Linked DNA regions of Mus musculus: region 1 is linked to region 2. A link is a loop called in an ENCODE intact Hi-C map of the cell type or tissue named here. Cell type or tissue: left cerebral cortex. All regions are shown on one strand. Links, peaks and the distances in the headings refer to the core of each region. The heading gives the core; the rest is flanking DNA. Region 1 holds the start of Lmo7 (LIM domain only 7). Region 2 overlaps Tbc1d4 (TBC1 domain family, member 4).

Region 1 (10,241 bases), core at 1,056-9,055, 210 kb after region 2:
ACAGTGCTGAGAGCTATGCAGCCTGTGGAGGTCCTGCTTAGCAGGAAAAGGAAGCAAGGATTTCAACAGTCCAATTGCACTAGAGGTCAACTTTGTGATAATTTGGCAAGAAATTTGGTTGCTTTCTGCCCTTGATCTAAGAATCTGACTGAGACTAAAGTAAAAAGTGATAGATTCATTTTTCTTTTGACAGAGTAGATTTCAAGTCAGCCTAACGTTGACTATGTTGCATGCTTATTGGTAATAACTCTTAATGCAGATCTACAATGGAAAGGAGACGATGAAGCAAAAGGAAATATAAAATGTACAGTTAAAGAAGAAAAGAAGCTCCGAGAAAACAAAAAAATACATGGTTATTTAATTGATGGGGATAGTGGGGTAGAACTATGTGAGACCTATATTTTAGCAATGTTAGACTATTTCTGAAATCTAGCAGAATGCTGAGGAACTGAATGAAAGAAGTAGCAACGGTGGGAAGGACAGAGTCCACTGGAAAAACAAGGAAAAGAAGATTGATGGAACTCGGAATGGGGCAGACTTGCAGAGGAGAGATGCAGTGCAGCATCATGCCACAAATTGTGAGCTCTGTACCGTCCACCATCACAGAGAAGGAGGAGGAAATTGAAGTTTGTGGCATGAGATGCAAAGTCAAGTTTGAAAACATTTGTGTCATACAAGTTTTCTCACTTACAAAACTAATGTACAGGGGTGGGGTGGGGTGGGGATGGGGACCTAGGTATGGTGGTGCACATCTTTAATCCCAGCACTTGTGAGGCAGAGACAGGTGGATCTCTGAGTCTGAGGCCAGCCTGTTCTTCAAAATGAGTTTCAGGATAGCCAGGGCTACTAGTAATAGACATTGTTAAGCCCCCCCCTTGTTTACTATGTAGTAACATTCATTAATTTCAAAAATATTAACAGTTAGCTGGTCTTGATGGCACACAATTGTAACCCTGCAATGTGAAAAACTAAGACAAAAATCAGGAGTTCAAGTCCAGCCTTTGCTACAGAGAAAGTTTAAGGATAGTCTGGGCTACAAGATATTCTGCCTCAAAAATATATTCCTGATTTAAGATGCTGCATTAAGGGAAAATATATATATATATATATATATAGTATTTTTCCTCCTAGAAATATATTTAATGAATTTATATATTTGTAATAGGGGCTTACTAAGTTGTCCAGTCTGGTCTGCTATTTCTGGCTCAAATAATCCTCCTGCTCTATTCTCTCAAGTAGGTGAAACCCAGGGGCACTCACCTATATCTTGCTCTTTGTAGTATATTTTAAGCCTCTTTCTGTGTCATTGACTATCTTATGTTTTTTTTTAATGATGGCATGGTATCTAACTCCAGGGAGGAACTTCTATCTATTCTACCTCCTCAATTAGGGGAGGTCTTGATTTCTTTGGGATTCTGACTTTGAAACCAGTCACACAAAGGTTCTCACAGTTGATTTTGATTTCTCTAGAGAGTGGAGCAAATTGTGATTATTTTATGGTGCAAGACAGGAGCAGGAATCAGAGCTGGTGAAAGGAGTGTGATTCCATGGGTAGGGGAAGCTACATAGAAGCTTACACAAGATGAGTAAATCAATCAACCCCAGGATCCACTGGAGAAGACCAACTAGCCTTGTCCGTCACAAGGCTGAAAACGGACAGCCGAGGTTTTCTGTCTGAATTCAGTCAGTAGAGGAGACAGCTGCTCTGAGAAAGCATGGCCCCAGGTGAGGCTGCTTCTGCGGTAGAGGCCAACCTAGGATGTGTGACAGCTGGAAGCGTCACACATCCTGATGTGTGACCATACTTCCCAGTGTTGGGCTGCAAGTTTTCCTAAAAAAGAAGGTTTGGGTGGGACATGTCTGCATCCGTTGCAGATGTTCAGTCTGTATTTGTCTTTAGGATGCAGTCCCTTAAATAGACCATGGGGATTTTTAGCCATGTGTGTAAAATGAGTTTCTAGAAAGATTGTGGCCCTCATTTCACCAATTAAATGAACATTGCATCCCATTGCTAATGCATAGAAAACAGTGCAACTATATTGCTTGTTTACTTAATTTTTTCTGTAGCCCAGGTTGGCCTGGGGCTTCCTGCCCTCCGTCATCAGCCTCCTGAGTGCTGTGACTAAAGGTATGAGCCACAAGCTCTCCTCTATGTTTTCTAAATATTGAAAAGTACCCTAACTTTTCTTGGACAACACATTTTCTGATGCTTAACTTTTTAAACTATTTAAACATCTCATCTTGTTTTGTGTGCCTGACCTGAGTGTATGGCTGTGCACCATATGTATGCAGGATGCTTAACTTTTTTATTATGTTTGTATTTGTGTGTGTGTGTGTGTGTGCATGCACACACATGTATTTCAGCACATGTATAAAGGTCAGAGGACAACTTACAGGAATCTGTTTTTTTCTTCTGCCATATGAGCTTCCAGATCAAATTCAGGTAGTCAGCCTTGGCATCAAGCATCTTTTCCTGCTGAGCCATCTCACTGGTCCCAGATATTTAATTTCCATGAAATAATGAAGCAAAGAATTATGCTTAGGTGTTCTGAGTCGTCAACCTGCTGCCTTAACTCCTTAAGATGAGCCGTGGCTGGTGGCCAAGTTGACTTTAAACCATTTTCATGGTTCTATACTTCTTGCAATATCTTCATTTGAACAAGTAAAATGGCATCCCCACTCAGTAGGAAAATTCTGTATGTGAAAGCAGATACGTGTGCTCGTGTGCGCGCATGTGCGCTCACACACACACAGTGTGCCCAAAAGAAAAGAATACCTCTTTTGTGGTATGTATACTCATGGGCTTTTACAAATACCATCATATTTAATTGTTTTATAAAACAATCCTTTCACTGGGCAGTGGTGGTGCACACCTTTAATCTCAGCACTTGGGAGGCAGAGGTAGGCAGATTTCTGAGTTTGAGGCCAGCCTGGTCTACACAGTGAATTCCAGGACAGCCAGTATTACACAGAGAAACCCTGACTCCAAAAGCCAAATAAATAAATAAATTAAATTAAAAAAATAAAATGATCCTTTTGAGATGTTACTGTCTCCACACTTCTCAGACGATGAAACTGGAGATCTGGTATCTGATAACCTAAGTTGTTCTGGGTCCCAGGCCTGTGCACTTCTCATCCTGGGCAGCTGCCTGCAGAGTGAAACATTGGGCTCTGCAGCAATGTATTAGTTGCTTATTTTCCTGTGAGAAAACACCATGACTAAAGCAACTCATGATAGTTTATTTTGCCTCAGGGTCCATAACAGCTAGGGAGGCTTTTTAACCACACCCAGAAGACAGAGAGACAGAGAGAGAGAGAGAGAGAGAGAGAGAGAGAGAGAGCACAAGCTGGAAGCAAGGTGAAGCTGTAAACACCCAAACCCAGCTCCCAGCGACATACTTCTCCAGCAAGCCTGCACTTCCTAAAGGTTCTATAGCCCCTCCAAACAGCTGGGGACCAAGTGTTCACATACTTGTGTCTAGGGTGGGCATTTCTTGTTCAAACCACTTGTGACCACAGGAGGCATTTCAGATAGCATGTGCTTATATAGGAATCCTAAGAACTTCCTGTCCCGCTGCACTGGCAATACTGAAGCTCTGGTATTCTATGTATTTCAGTATGATATTTTGTGTCTTTATCAGGGTGGTAGCTCACACTTGTAATTTCAGCACTGGACTGGCCAACCAAGGTATGGGGATTGGCATGAATTCCAGGCCATTATAGCCTACACTAATGAGGGCTTGCCTCAAAACATCAACCCTTCCCTCGCTCCCTTAAATAAAACCATTTCGCGTTATATTAAGTTTTTACTTCATGTTTGCCAAAGACAGCAGTTTTGTGATAGAGAAAAGGAGAGAAACATCTTCCTGTTTTCTTTAACCATCCCACTCTCCTCTAGGGTTTGGCCTAATAAGAGTGTAGGCAGCAGGCAGAGAGGGATGGTCCAGTCAGTGGCCTCCTGCCATAGCAAGAATAATCCCTGAAGTTTGTCAGCCAGCTCTTCTAAGCAGACCCAGTGATTACAGCAGGCCAATTAAAAAAAAAAAAAAATAAGGCTTCGGGATAAACAGAAACCATCACCCCAATCCAGATGGTCTTCATTCACAAGAGCAAGTGGGTTCCAACCCAGCCTTTAGATCTAACTTCCAGGAGGCAGGAAGTACTGGGAGAGAAATGTGGTGAAGACACCACAAAGAAGCCATAAGACAAATCCAGAAGGCAACTTGTTTCTTTCAACACACGATGCCATTCCAAAAAAGGAAGAAGGGGCTTGAGGAGGAGGCCCTTCTAGGGTAAAAAATCCGCAATCAAACGGAATGCAGATTCTCTGATTGCCTCGAGGTCTAGGTAAGTCAGCTGCAAAGGACGCTTTGGCATCCTAGGGAAATCCGAGCCCGGTTGATTAGCAATTTTATTGGCTTTATTTAGTTACATGTGAAAATGGTCTATGATATTGCAGGATAGTGTTCGTTAAAGATGAACTGTATCCTGGGATATTTAGAGCTGAAATGTATCCTACTTTAAACCTCTCTATAGTGAGATAAGCCCAAGTGCTAATGATCATTAAACAGAAGCTAGGCTGTTTCCGTAGACAAGATTCTCTGCCATACGTTTGAAAATTTCTTTAATCACACACACACACACACACACACACAAAGAAAAAAAAGAAAAAAAAAAGAAAAGAAAAAAAGAATGAAATGTTGCGTCTCCTCCAGAAAAGAAGGGCTGATCTTATCTTCTTCCATAGGTCAAGTACCCTGGTTGGAGCCCAGAGAGTCCCCAGAGTTTCCTTGGAGAGATCGCGGGGCATTGGACCACCTGTGCACTTTGCTGGCCAGGCCCCGAGCACTTACTCAAACTCTCTGCTCACTCTGAATAACCAGTCACCTTTGCCACACCACGAAGGGTACAGGTTTTGATTCTCCGGGGGAGGGCGGGCCAATGTCCAGAACTGGGCCAAGCAGGCAGGAGAGGTGGGAGAAAAGCCAAGTTCCTTCGGTTCACCGTACCCTTGAGGCGAGAGGGGAAATGAAGCCACAGGTCTTCCCCACGGACCCACCTGCGATCGGGGGAGGAGCGACGCCAGCCCAGACTAGGGGACCAGCCGCCAGTGCCCAGGCCGGTACCCTCACCTGCGGCCGGAAGCCGGGGCAGTAGCGGGGACCGCGCAGCATCTGGGACCGGTCAGCGAGCTCCGTGGAGCCGGAGGGTAGTGGCGTGGAGGCCTGGTGGCTCCGCGTCCCCGCGGGGGAAGTTTCTTGGCCCGGAAAGGTGCAATTGTGTGCAGCTATTCCTGGTATGTCAGGCCGCAGGCAGAAGGGGCGCCGCCTCCCGAGAGAGCCCGGGACTGGGAAGGCGGGTAGAGGCGGGAAGGATGCCGGCTGGGGCGCATCTCCCCGCCCAGATAATTCTGACCAGAGAGGTGGCTGCAAGGACCCTGGCGAGGGGCAAGGACGGAAGCTGGGACCGGCCCGTAGGGGGTGGGCCGGGGCGGGGCTACTGTCGAGGGCGGTGACAGCGCTTGCGACTTTTGAAGTTCCCAGGAGTCCCGGCTCCTTCTGCACACCGCTTCCAGTTGCCTCTTCACCTCCTCCTGCTCCAGTCAGGCTGAACTTGAGCCGATTTCTAGAGTTTGGAGAAAGCAACTCCTGCAAATTCTTCTAGGTTCCTGAACTCAAACTGCACGTCGCTACAAAGGGCGGGGGACGCGTGGCGTGGGAGCTCTGGGTCCCGGCGCGCACCCACTGAGCTGCTCCTCTCCCTCTCTTGCCCTAGACATGGAAGGGATGGAGGACGCCGAGGCCGATTGCTCTGTTGCATTCGCAGAGGCTCAGAGATGGGTGGAGGTGAGTGTCTTTTCCAGTTCTTTACAGATGAATTTACACTTTCCGTGCCTGAGTCTTCTTGGGTTTCCCACCAATCTGAGCTTACGTCCGTCCGGTGACCTAGGCTGAGTAAAGAGGCAGTTTTGGGTACAGTGCAAAATTTCCCTCTCTAGTCTTCTGATGCCTAGCCCTCCTCAGACTTTCTTGCAGATCTCCCAGCGCTTGTCCACCAGGTTTGGGTATCGCACTTCCCAAAAAGCGGGGCACAGAGCTAGGCTGGGGACCTCGGGCGCATTTCTTCGGGATGCAGTTGCTTATCACGCACCTGGGTAGCCAGTGTATTCAGCACGGGGTGTGAGCCTAGAGAGTTGGGGGGCTGCCATCCTTCCCTCTCCCGCTCTCTTCCTCTCCAGTTGAGAAACTAAAATATCCTAAGCTCCTTTACAGACGGCTTGTTATTCTTCCAGCTGTGCCTCACAGACAAGATCTTCTGTTCCTTTTATTGTCACGAAGGAGAGATAGTCTCTACATGGTCGCCTTCGGACTAGCCTGTTTTATTCCGTTGCTGACCACCTAGGTGGGTTGTGCTTGTGAATGAACTCAAGGCACCCCACACCTGGGCTCTAGTACCGAGTTACAACTCTAGACTTATGAGGTGACTTTCCGGATGGGTCAAAAGAATCCTTCCCAAAGTGGGACTCAGAATAACTGATGGTTATAAAATTGTTGCCCACACCAACCCTGACGTCATTTTGGAGTTAGTGGTGCCACATGCTGTTTTATCCAACAGCTAGGGAATTTAATTCAGGGCCTGGGACATGCTAGATAAGAGCGGCTACTCCTGAATCACGCCTGCAGCCCCTCAATCTACCTAAAAATTCAAATTAGGCTACTAAGAATATAGGGGAAGCTAGTTCTTTAAAAGTCATTTTATTTTATGTTTTAAAGAAATACATGTAGGGTCCCACTAGCTTGAGGACCTGCTTTTGGGTCTCTAGCACCCGTGGAAAAAAGCCATTGCAACTCCAGGACAGGCAGGGCTGCTGAGGCAGAAGTATTCAGTGTGACTTAGCCAAAATGGTGGCTTCCAAGTATATACCCCAACCCCCATCGGAATCTACATCCACATACATACCTACAAACACACACACACACACATACACACACATACATACCTACAAACACACACACATACATACCTACAAATGCTCACACACACACACACATACATACCTACAAATGCTCACACACACACACACACACATACATACTCACACATACCTACAAACACTCACACACACACACATACATACCTACAAACACACACACACACACATATACATACCTACAAATACACACATACACACTCACATACATACATACCTACAAACACACACATACTCACACACGCTCATACACACACACACACACATATATATATACCTACAAACACATACACATACATACACACATACACACCTACAAACACTCACACACACATACACATTTTAAAAATATCATGTACTTATGAGGAAAAAAAATAAATGTTAAATGTTATACTTCTGTATAGTAAGAGGGCAGGAGATATGAGTGACCTCACTTTCTAGATGGTAGAAGTGTCTCAGATGGTAGCTTTTGGTGTCTTTAAAGGCTGAAACTTTGAGCTGTGCCAAGGTGACTTGGAGAGATGGGAGGAAGGGTATGGAAGGCTGGGAGAAGTTACAAACACTGCATTCAGAATTGAAATGAGAGTGGAAAAATCCCAGCAATGGAGTTAAGAGAAAAAATAACTTTGCTCCTTCATAAACCTGGAAAAATCAAGGCTTTACCTGTAATTTTCCATCAGTGGTGTTTGCGCTGCATGGTTTCAGAAAGCAAGCTGAAGTCACCATTCACTTTTTTCATATGAGTGTATGGGATGGAAGGGGGAAGGGGCCATTTCCATTCACACCCCCTGAGTCTGGGTGGTATTGGCAATTTGGGGTCATTCACAGTTTATAGGTGGTGTTGCAAGACTTATACTTGTTTCTGAAACTGTGCATAGCGTTCTTTTCTTACCCAGGGGTTAGTATCTGGATCTTAAGAAAGTCAATACTATTTGTGTATCTTAGCACGCTTACAGTTGTGTAAAAGTTCTGCGAACAATTTGCATACTATGACCTCCTTGCAAGTGTGATGGTCTGAAAGATAATCATTATGTGTGTGCATCTTCTCCCTCAGTCCCAGCCTGTGGAAAGGCTTAGCAGCAGTGCTTTGACAACTTGGTATGTTCCTTATTTACAGAGAGTACAGAGTTTCTAAAGCTACTGTCAGATTCCTTTAATATAGTTACAGAAATTAAAATTAATTTTTTTTACTCCTCACACTAGTTGGACTACTGTTAAATGTTCTTGAAGATATTTGAATGGGTTTTGTATTCATATTTGTTTATTTATTCACTTATTTATTTCCAGACATGGGAGGCTTGGATATCCTGGAACTCGTTATGTAGACCAGGCTGGCTTTGAACTCTTGGAGATTACCTGTTCTGGTTCTAGAGTGCTGGCACTGAAGGTGTTCAGTATCATGCCTGGCCTCATGTTCTTATTTAAAAATTTTATCATCTATTCTTTAGGAGGACCCTGGGCATTTGAAGTCATGCTAGTTGGTTCTCTTGTTAGGGTTTTTGTTTGTGTTTGTTTTGTTTTTTCGACTAAAGCACACACATATTAAAGACATTCCTTTGTCCAAAGAGCAGAATGTCTGACTTTCATTGCCACACAGCCCATTGCTTTCAAGAGGACCCTTAGTTTGAAGATAAAGTGTTAATTTCAAGGTATTTTCTGAAGCATTTTGGACCATGAATGAGATAGTATCATACAGTTCTCTTGTTTGTTAATCTTCTCTTCTTTGTTCTTTCTGTGAGTTTTCTCTACATGGCTTCTGATTCATTTATCTCACGTGTTTAGGTATGTACATGTGCCATAACCTGTAGTATTGCAGAGAAGATAGCCTGCTGTCTAAATCGTCACCTAAAGTTTTATAGGGAACTATATTTTTCTACTGTGGTGTGGCGGGGGACTAAACATAGCCACCTCACGTATGACATAGGTGCTCATCCACTGAGCTACCTGCCTCACCCCTTCAGCTGCAGTTTTGAGTCTCCCAAGGTCCAGAAACTCCAATAACCTTGTACAACTTTAAATGATGACCGGACTTCATGTCAGTCTGAGCTTCCCATTTCTCACCAGTGACGGCAAATGCATAACGTGCTATTCTTCACACAAAAAATTGATGTAGTTAAAGTTTATTTTGAGGGGATGTATGGAGCAAGTGGGATGTGATGACTCTTGTCACTCTACTGGTTTCTCTTTTGCTTCATTTGAAATTATACTTCGATTCTTAAGAAAAAAAAATGAAGACACTAAGCAGGTTTGTCCACTCGGGAATTAATTCTGCAGTGAAAACAAATGTGGAACTGGATCCCTTCTAGATATTGCGACAGAATGACATCAGATGATTATCTAGGTGGAAATGTGGTTTGGAATATTAATAATGTAGCAGGGCTAGTTTATGATTAAACATTGGTTTAAAACAGCGTGAGCAGTGGTTTGCAGGCAAAGCCCTCCTAGCAAGGTCATAGAGTAGATGATGGAGTGGTTGAAAACACAGCCTAGACTCACTAATTTTAGTTCGCTTCTGCTGTGCCTTTTAATTTCCTATACCTAATAGTTTCCTCTGTCTGCTTAGGGACAAACCCTTAACTTAAACAGATAAAGTACTGATGAGATTAAACACCAGGGGTGCAGTTCACAGCTTGATCACTGGTTTCCAGGCTGTGAGTTCTTTTTGCTCTCTAGGTATGCCACTTAGGCAGAGCTGTGTTTATGGCTCACTTGATTCGCTGCTTCCTTGCCCTGCTCCTCCCCCACCCCCTTCCTGCTATCTCTGGGTTTGAGTCTTTCAGTATCACTATGATCTTGTAAAAGCACAGAAGGGTGCCAGCGTGAGTACATCGCCAAGTTTGGCATCAGAATAAGAGCCCTGGCTCTTTGTTTACTTCCCATTGGTCTGGTCTTCTACGTGTCCTAAGTTTTATCCTTCAAAGACGGTCTGTCCCTAGGGCTCTTTGGCTTGCCTCTGTGCAGAAGGAGTTTAGAAAAGTAAAGAATCCCTTGGTTTTAAACAATGGTACTTTCTGGGTCCACCACTGATATAAGCACAGTTCTACCCTTCATCCTCACTAAACTGTATCCTTTCTATCCATGGCTGTGGACCTCAGGTCTGTAAGATACCGAATGATCACTGAACACCAGTGTAGTCTATAGGGCAAGAGAACACTCTTGTATGTGTGCTGTTGCTTTTGAAATATAGTGACAAATATTCATTTGGAAACGTTTCTAAATTCAGAGGAGCATATTTAGTAATACATGTAAT
Region 2 (10,241 bases), core at 1,029-9,028:
GGGAAGGGGAAGAAGGGGAAGGGGAAGGGGAAGGGGAAGAAGAAGAAGAAGAAGAAGAAGAAGAAGAAGAAGAAGAAGAAGAAGAAGAAGAAGAAGATTTGTAGATGATATCTCCCCATGCAGCCAGGCTGATCTTAAATTCTGAAGCTCCTACAATCCATTACCCTCAGCCTCGATGTAGGTGGGACTACAGGGATATGCTGTCACGTATGACGTATGGCCTCACTTTTAAATTTTTCCCACAATACCTCTAGATTCTTTGAATTTGCCTTAAAACCCTAAGGTATTATTTCAAAGGAAATGTTCTACGGTAAGATAAAGTTTAACTCTGGGTGGGTGCAGAGTCAAAAGAGACTAGAGTAATATGATGTTAAAATCAAAGAATCGCAAAGCTCTCGGTGCCTTTGAGAAGTCTCTGGCCTACCCCATCTTGTTACAAAACAAACTTCTTACATCAAAAGTTAAAGCAATAAAGAAGATAAAGAGATTAAACGAGAGGATCCGGGGCCAAAGAAAGCAGAGTCGCTCTGTGACTTGAACCAGACTCCTAGGAGCAGCTTTAGTTTTGATCTCCGGGCTGTAAGCCAAAATGGTTTCCTCTTAGCCTGGGCTTTAGAGTTCTTAGCAATCCTCAGCTACTTCGCTCCAACCCCTCGTGAAAGCACAGCTTTTCTCTTGCCTCTATTCTCCTGATATGATACCATGGAGCAGATCTGTGTAACCGTCATACCAAGGTCTTCCCCCGAGTCTGTCTTACTGTTCGTAGCACTGAACACTTACCTGTTTGTGAGTGTTTGTGTGTGTCTGTGCATGTGCGCGTGTACACGTGTATGTGAGTGACCACAGTGGCCAGGAAGGGGCATCAGAGCCCTTAGTGCTGTAGATACAGGTGATTGTGAGCAGCCTGATGGACACACTGGGGAAACAAGCTCTGGTCATCTGCAAGAGCCCTTAACTGCCGAGCCAGCTCTCCAGACCCCAGACAGATCTTCTTAGCCTAAGACCACTTTGAACTGCAGAAGCATATACCATACTCAAGGGGCACTCAAGGAAATCTTGGGGAATCTGATGATTTGATTAGAGTAGAATCCCCTTAGAAGCGGGGGTGCTCAATGACGGAGGGATGATAATAGAGCAGAGATGGGTGATAAGAAGTTAGAAGGAAAAAGTCATCAGATTCCCTGTCACAAATAAACCATTGTTTGAAAACAGATGAAATCCATTGCATGGAATGGTTTAAAAAAAAAAAAAAAAAAGCACAGAGCATGAACTTTGTCCTCAGTGACAGCCCCACGACAATACTGACTTCTGCCTCCAGAAGGGTCTCCATCTGTCTTCAGTTTTCCATCTGGAAAGCGTACATCACAGTACTTCTCTCACACGTAAGCTCAAAGGAAAATGTGAATGACGTGTGCAAATGTGGCGGAATGAGGTGGGACGGTAAACTAGCCAATAATGTTTTTAATTAAAGCTAAAATATCATTCTGCTCTGTGCTATATAAGAACCTGAAAGAGGCCATGTCAATATAAACATTCTGGCCTTCGGGGAACAGGGGGAACTGAGAGACACGAGGAGGAGAAGAAATTCTATGCGCAAGATGAGTAAAATACTGAGGGTGTTAGAGAGTGAAAATGTCCAAGAAGAAATTGGAATAAGACTCTTCACCGTTCTCGAAAAAGGATGCTCTGTAAGACACAGCGTAAATGTCAAGCCAGTGAGGACCTGGTCCCGCAGATATCTGGGGAGGCTTGTTCCCAACAGAGAGACCACCAAGTTCAAGGCTCTGAGCCACAGACTTGCCTGGGCTGTCCAGGGAACTGCAGGAAGCCCTTGTGGCTGGGATGGATGAATGAGCAAGGATTATGAACTGAGGAAATTGTGGGGACATGGAGACTGACATCACGCGAGCCTTGAAAGGACTTCAGCTTTTATTCTTATTGTTGAATGGTTGAATGGAGTCATGACAAGATTTATGTTTTCAAAGGACCCCTTGGTTAATGCAGAGAAGACTGGTAGCTCTGGCAACCCAGGGTAAGCACACCCAGGAGCAACCAACAGGGAGGTGTCGAGCAGCAGGGGGCAGCTGCACATTGTTTTAAAGATACAGTGTGGGTTTGGGGGTGTCCTCAGGCGGGGAGCAGGATGCAGAGATGTCAGGATAACTTCGTGCTTGAGAGTAACTAGGGATACAACAGGCTGGGAGGTGCAGCTGAAGAAATCCAGAGCTTGGGTTGGGTTATAAATTTCTCGTCTCACAGTATCAGCTGGCAGCTGAATCTATATCCCTCAGAAGAGAGAGGATGGCTGGCATAGAAAACATGACACTGTTATCCTACAGATGGCCTTTAAAGCTGTAAGATTAGATGGTTTTCATCAAGAGACTTTGTACAGGGGCTGGAGAGATGGCTCAGTGGGTAGGGGGCTTGCTGTGTAAGAATGAGAGCTTAAATTTAGAACCCCAGAAGCCAAGTCATCCAGGGGAGTACACATACGTCATCCTAAGACCCCATGAGATGGGAAGTGGAGATAAGCTGCCCCAATACTCCAAGGCCAGCTAGCCTGACATACTCTGCAGTGAACAAGAGAACTGATGCCCACGGCTGTCCCCTGACCTCTACTCTGTGACACAGTTTAAAAGGAAAAAGGTGTTGCACACGTATCAGAGAGAAACAGACAGAAAATTCCCCAGCCCAGCCCCCTCCCATGACTCCAAGTGCATACCAATCCAAGTGAGGAAGACTGAAGACATGTGAACAAAGGGAACTGCATCAAGAACCAGGAATAGAAGCATCAGAGAAGACCCTGAGGCCAGAAAAAGCGGAATAACCAATATGCTTGGGGTCATTGGTGGTTTTCATCTCTCTCACACACACACACACACACACACACACACACACACACACACACACATACACACATTGTGTAGGCAGCAGGCAAAAGCCATACTAGGGTAGACAAATTCAGGAACAAAGCCTGAAGCAACAGGGACAGACTGGCTCTGAGGACTTGGCTCAGCTGTTGCTTGCTGCTCTTCCAGAGGACACAACTTCCATTCCCAGCACTTGTATCGCAGCTCACAACCATCTGTAACTCCAGTTCCAAGGGACCTGAAGCTCGCCATGCATCGGGCACACACTTGGTGCAGAGACAAACATGCTGGCCAAACACTAATAATATACACACACACACACACACACACACACACACACAAAACAATAAAATAAACCTAAGGAAAACGTTACAAATAAAAGTATTCAAATGATGGCTTCTGATGAAGAAAGCCGCAGGAACAATGTCTGTACGTGGGCAAAAGGGAAGAGACAACACAACGGAGGTGGGAATAGTTCAGCGAGTGAGGCAGGGGCTGCAAAGTGCTGCTGTGGGCAGGCATGGCGCTGTGGGCAGGCATGGCGCTGTGGGCAGGCGTGGCGCTGTGGGCAGGCATGGCGCTGTGGGTAGCAGACTTCCTCCTTCCACTCCCGCAAGCTCCTCTGTAAATCACAAGGCAGCTCATGAGCAGAGCTGAGGACAGGGAGGAAGATTCAGCACGGCACTGAAGGTGAGACATTGAATTTAATTCAAAGTGATTACAGGCCAACTTGCAAGGCAAACTTGTCTTGATATCTTAAGGTCACTCTTTCTGAGATGTCACGGAAGCAATTACAAGTTAATGGAAGGTTTTACTAGAGAGCTTAAATATCTTGGGTAAGATCTGGTCATTGGCAAATAGAAAGCTGGAGTCGGCACCTACATGAAGGCATAGAAATAAACTACGCTCCCAGCATAGGCTGTGGCTGGGGACTAAAGTGGAAGTTTCTGGTTGTAATGCGATGCAGACTCACATGGTCTTTTGCTGAACAAGACTCACACTGCATTTTGCTGAGGCAGACTCACATGGTATTTGGAGGGCGGGAGATTGAAGTGTTTTAAAACCCTTCTTAAAAGTGGGATTTAAAAAACCCTAAGCCTACAGGGAGCTATTCTAAGACGTATTGTATTGGTTCCCTTTCTTGTTGCCATGACAAATTATCTACTTATACAACTTAAGGAAGAGTTTATTTTAGCTCATAGTTTGAAGGGATGTAGTCAATCAGGGAAGGAAGAAGCAGGAGGTAGCTAGCCCCATTGTACCTGAAGTCAGCAAGAAACAAGAAAAAACAAGCCGAATTTTCCTCTGCTTGCTTTCTCCTTTGTTCTGGAATTGCAGCCCCTGGGAAGGTACCACCCATATTCAGAGCAGGCCTTCGCTCCTCAGTTAAATCTCTTGGAGACACGCCCACAGACAGGCCCAGGGGTGTGTCTGCTAGGTAACTCCAAATCCAGTTGGGAGAACAGTGAAGATTAACATCACAAATGCATTTTGCAGTAAGTCTGTGTATACTTACACGGTAAGAGAGAACATTTTGCATCTTACTTGTGTCGCTTATGAAAAATAATTTTTTATTTCTTTTCTGATATAGATACAATTTTCAAAAGGCAAAGTCATTGACTCATGAGAGTGAAACTTCTTATGCACTCAGAAAAGTCCATCTGTTTTCTAACTGTAGCAACACAGCGTACAGGACTATGAAACACTGTGAATTACTATTATCTATCATGGCATTGTGAAATTCATGGTTCTGAATGCTGCAAGTCCCTGCAACCAATACAAAACACAGTGAACCAATCTATTAGTTGATTCTATTGATCAGAAAATGTACTTAATGCTTAGTGCCCGCATTTACTGTAATGACCACGAGGGGGAGTGTTTTCACCTGGACTACCGTAATACAACTGCAAAAGAATAATACTGAAAAAAATAGTTTGTAAAATGTCATTACCACTGCTCTTATTTTAGACCGTTTTAGATATAAAATCAACCACTTAGAAGCAAATCATTGTAAATTTGAATAATTAAACAAGTGTGCCAAACCAATTAGCAAGTTAATAAAAAGAAAGGTTACTTTGAATAAAAAAATTATCGTAAAGTCAGGATTTAATAGACTTGAACCTGTTAAATATGTTCACAGAGAGCATAATAAACATAGTAAGAAAATATGTCTTGGCATTTTATCAGGGTATATGAAAATATAGAGCCTTCTAAACAAAGCGACGGAGGGGACAGTTAATAAATTTCAACTCATAAAATGTCTGAACTCAAGAGGAGTGGAGGCTTTAGGCAAGCCGTGATTGTGCAACGGAATGGGGGCCAGGGGGCAAGTGCTGAGCCAGAGAGAATCTGGACACCCCAAGTTCGCTGAGATCAGTAGATAGAGTTGTAATGGTATCAGGAAACAAACACACCACACATTTCTCAGAAACCTATTTCTGTCCTGGCGTGCCACATTGCTTCAGACATTCATAACAGCACAACAGATCTTTCACATTGTAAAGCCCTCTTCTCCAGAGATTTCAGTTGCTTGCATACAATATCTTTAATCTATAAAGGTGCACGGGCTCCTCTTCTTCCAAGACGAAAAACAAAAAACAGAAACAAAAACAAACAAACAAACAAAAAAACGATCCTAACTCCATATCACTGAAAGATAACGTGAAAACACACAATTGCCTTGTCTCCAAAAATAGGCGGGCAGGGAGGGCAGCCACGAGCAGCCAGATGACTCTCTGACCCACGAGGGCACATTCCGTGGGTCAGAGAAGACTGCTGCGTTCTCCACGGTCCCAATTAAGACTGGAGCTCGGTATGACCCTGTCCTTGACCCTTACAGTAGAACTTCACTCCTCTGAAAAACAGGGGTCGAGGTGAAGTGTGACTGATACTGTTATCGCCAGTATGTTAAAAATGAATAGTGCGATGGCTTCCAGCGAGGTTGCCTTTGGGGCTGTCAGTACACGTTCAGATCTGGGAGCACAGTCAACATCAATCACCCAGGGAAGCTCTAACCAGAAAACATAGAGTCGGCTCTCATAGCAGCAGAGTGGAGGGGTTCCTCAGTGTTCATTAGAAAGCACAAAGCCACCTCCTCTTCCCACTCCACTGAAGAGAATCTAACCATTAGGAGGCTCAAAGGACATGATTCCTCCTGTCACCTTTGGTGGTAGAAAACAACAAACCAGCTTGGTACCGTAAAGGGCTTTTCCAGAAATAACATGCTTATATGTGCTTTACAGATCTGGCATCAAATTAATAAATGCAATACACACTGTCGCAAGCAATAAGCCTCTACCTCTGTGATCTCTGAAACTGCTTTGAGAGACACCTGAAAGAGTGCACCTCCCAGCCACAAGAGGCCCCAGCCTACCTTGTGCTCTCTTGGCAGGTTGCTTCTCCCATTCAGCAGAACTCCTAATATGTTCTGTAGCAGTGTAATCAAAGACCTCAAGTAGATATTTCTACTTATGGAACTGTATAAATACCACACATTTGGCTATGGATTTCTAAGTCCTTCAGTTTCTCCTCAGAAATTTAAACTGACTTGTAACACTATCATATTTGTAAGAATATAGAAGCCTTGGGGAAATGGCTCAGTGAGTGGTGTTTGCAAGAGAGCCCAAGTTCAGGTCCCCAGAAGTCAGTCAAATGCCAGGGATGGAGGTGCCTGCCTGTAATTTCAGCAGTGGTGAGACTGAGACAGGCAGGTGCCAGGGGCTCATTAGCCAGCTAGGTTATCGTGACATCCACACACATTCAAGCATGCACACACACACACACACACACACAGAGAGAAAGGCGTGTGGTGAATGCTAGGTAGGCTATCCTAGCATCCACACCTGAACACACACACACAGTCACATACACACACACACACACATGGGGGGGGGGGGTAAAGAATACCTGAACATCTTCTTAATATCTCTGGTACTAGGTTTAATGAAGCTAGTGTTTTGGTGTTAGCATTGCAACCAACATGATTTAAGATAGAAGAAATGAATAAAATCTGTTCAATGGTCACTAATAATGAGTGTGCACGCTGTGATCCTGTGGGCAAAATTCAATTTCATCAGCCTTCTCAAAGAAGAGATGTTTATTGAAGATGAATATGCTCTGAGAGACTTCACACCCGAAACCAAACTCAAAGCAAGCGAGGGTTTCTATGTCTATGTGTGAACAACTCTGAAAAATATCCGTGAGGGATTTAGCTGTGGTAGACACGACTGTAACGTCTAAATAGCATCCACTACAATGTAGATCAAACTTGGTGCTGTCGATTCTTGTACCGTCTCCAATCCAAATCTACCCCCACAAAGGCGCACAAGAAGCCACTCTGGTGACAGGTTTGGACAGGTTTCATTCAGTCCCACCAGGTCTGCTTTAGATGTACCCTAACATTACCACAGTGGAAGATGACATGCAGTCATTTTTCACTGATGGCCCCCAGCCATTACGTTAGCTGGGTACCACAGGTGTCCATATGTTCTCCCAGGACAGAGTTAGTCTGCAGTAGCAGGAAATGAAACCAAGAAGAAAAGAGAAATTGAAGGGAAAAAGGAAGTGAAGTTTTTGTCAGGTCAAGTCCCTGAGTGGAGGATAATGACACCCTTGATGTCAGGGTAGCTGGTGAGCTCCTGGCCTCCTATAATCCTGGGCCTCTCCAGGATTCCTTTAAATGTTGGTTTCCACTCTTGCCTCAGAGTTGTAGCTAATAGTACTAGTTTGTGAGAATACACGTTGATAAATCCACTAAGAAACTATTACTGTTTCATAGAACCCGCAGAAATCAATCATCAGGATCGGTTTCATCAATCATGATTAAAACTGAAAGCAATAAATGATTACACTACACTAACCCAATGTTCCTCTCGGATAAAAGTCAGCTGAGGAGGACGGGGCTAGGCCGGGAGGGCGACTTAGGAGGTGAGAGTGTTTTCCCCTCCATCCTGGGAGGAGCAGAGAGCAGATACAGGACCCACATAACAAGGAGAGCGTCCTCGCAATCACCTAACCCCAGTTCCAAGTAGGGTCAGAAACAGGATTACATAAGCTTCTGCCTTGCAGTGGGGACTAGGCATGGTCCCTAGGTTCAGGGGCATGGGGGCATGGTCCCTAGGTTCAGGGGCATGGGGGCATGGTCCCTAGGTTCAGGGGCATGGGGGCATGGTCCCTAGGTTCAGGGGCATGGGGGCATGGTCCCTAGGTTCAGGGGCATGGGGGCATGGTCCCTAGGTTCAGGGGCATGGGGGCATGGTCCCTAGGTTCAAGGAGGGGCTATTCCTTAAGTGAAAAGGCAGAGAGTAATAAAGAGTGGACACCGAATGCCCTTCCCTCCATCTCCATGTGAAGCCCAGGCGCATGCACACACACACACACACACACACACACACACACACACACACCACCACCACCACCACCACCACCACCACCACAAATAAATTTTAAAATAAAATAATACTTTTTAAAAATAGTTAAAGGCTTAGGGCTGTTTGGTATTACTTATAGTCCTTAAACACTAAAGATCATGTTTCTTTTATTTTGCTTGGTTATCTTGGGGACTCTAATTATTTGATCTTAAATAGTGGCAACTATACTCTAGACTACAGGACATAAAGAAACAAATGAAAAAAGGGGGAAAAAAGAGGAGTATCAGTGCCTTACACACTCACACGCTCACACACACATGCATATGCATGCATGGATACACACATGCTCACACACATATGCACACATATACATGTGTATACATATGCACTGAAATACACACACATGCACCCATACCATGGACATTCTCTTAAGTCAAGCTTCTTAAGGAAATGGAGCACAATAGATCTACTTACACCTCATTGGCCAGATCAACAGGAACTTCTAGGCAAAAGAATAGCTAAGAATAATAGTCCTGGCTCTAGATGGCAATGTACCAAGTTAAAATTCTATCTCCAAAGAAGGGAGAAGAGGCGTCAGGAACAACTTGTGCTCTTGTCATAACTGCCAATGATGAACTGCCGTCAGTCAGCACTCCTCAACCAAAAAAGCTAGTGATGAATGGAAAGCAAAGATGAAACTACGTAATAACACTAAAAAGAAAGAAATCAGACCAAAGGTACAGAAATGTGTAAAGACAGATTTACCAGGCACTTCAAAAAAAAAAAATTCCAGATTAGGCTCATAGGATCCTATCCCTTCCTGATGAGCGGCTGGCTACTGATGTACTCTGGGGGAGGGAGAATCATTATCTTCAGATTGTACCCACTGGTGGACCCACCAGGTTTCAGGAAATAGTTCTAAAGCCATCACAATGCCCGCTGTCCTGGTTAAAGTCAGTGGGTCACAAAACAAAGCAAAAAGATACTGGGCTGTATTTTTAAATTCCAATGTTTTAGTTAGGGATTTACTGCTGGAAACAGACACCATGACCAAGGCAAGTCTTATAAAGGACAACATTTTATTGGGGCTGGCTTACAGGTTCACAGGTTCAGTCCATTATCGTCAAGGCAGGAACATGGCAGCATCCAGACAGGCTTGGTACAGGAGGAGCTGAGAGTTCTACATCTTCATCTGAAGGCTGCTAGCAGAATATTGACTTCCAGGCAGCTATAATGAGGGTCTTAAGCCCACGTCCACAGTGACACACCTACTCCAACAAGGCCACACCTACTCCAACAGGGCCACACCTTCTCATAGTGCCACTCCCTGGGCCGAGCATATACAAACCATCACATTCACCTTTCCACCACTACTACTGCAACCTTCATCATGCTGCAATGTTTTAAAACAGTTCCTCATGTTGTGGTGAGCCCAGCCATAATTTTTTTTCCTGATACTTCATAACCGTGCATTTGCTAGTGTTAATGAATCATGATGTAAATACCTGATCTGCCAGATGTCTGATATGCAACTCCTGTAAACAAAAGAGTCTGGACCCAAGGTTGAGAACTGTAATCTAGAAGAAGCCTGAACTGCCCAGATCAGTTTAGCCTGGGCACATGGATGTGAGAAGACCTAGCCCACTGTGAGTGGTACCATTCCCTGGACTACATAGAACAGGTAAAGCCTAAGTAAAAGGAAGCAGACAGCATCAGAGCATGTTTCCCTGTGTCCTTACCAGCTGTCACAGGCTGCTGAGACTTCCCGACATGGTGACCTATAATCTGGAACTGTAGACCAAGTAAATCTCTCCTCCTTTTTTGCGGGGGAGGGATCAGGATATTTTATCAAGTTAACCACCATGCTAACTAGAACAGACCTGATTGTGAAGAAGAGACCTGTAGGATGGGGGGAATTGCAGGGGTGGGAGATGGGAGCAGGGAGGGGTGAGAGTAACAGAAATGCATTGTAATCATGTGTGACATTATCAAAGAACAAATT

Evidence for each region. Hi-C counts contacts between places; a loop is a spot of excess contacts. Peaks named below come from ENCODE experiments on the same cell type or tissue, not always from the same donor. Only the 100,000 strongest peaks of a DNase experiment are listed, where the experiment ranks them.
Region 1: a loop joins it to region 2, with 2.2 times the contacts of the local background. A loop is called at or near these places in 1 of 42 quality-filtered maps.

The regions. Positions count from the first base shown.
Region 1 is chr14:101,724,380-101,734,620 of GRCm38, forward strand. It overlaps Lmo7 (LIM domain only 7), which reads left to right and starts at 5,549. Exons shown (of 31, transcript NM_201529.2): 1 at 5,549-5,846. The coding sequence starts at 5,778. It overlaps Gm9922 (predicted gene 9922), which reads right to left and starts at 5,349. Exons shown (of 2, transcript NR_168926.1): 1 at 5,133-5,349; 2 at 3,221-5,010. In left cerebral cortex, for the core only: a CTCF peak has its summit at 5,345; a DNase peak (open chromatin) is centred at 5,460; H3K4me3 peaks cover 1,535 bases.
Region 2 is chr14:101,512,792-101,523,032 of GRCm38, forward strand. The region is part of intron 1 of Tbc1d4 (TBC1 domain family, member 4); the gene reads right to left. Among named protein-coding and RNA genes, the nearest start is that of Tbc1d4, 91 kb to the right of the region's middle. In left cerebral cortex, for the core only: a CTCF peak has its summit at 4,736; DNase peaks (open chromatin) are centred at 3,930, 4,230 and 4,701.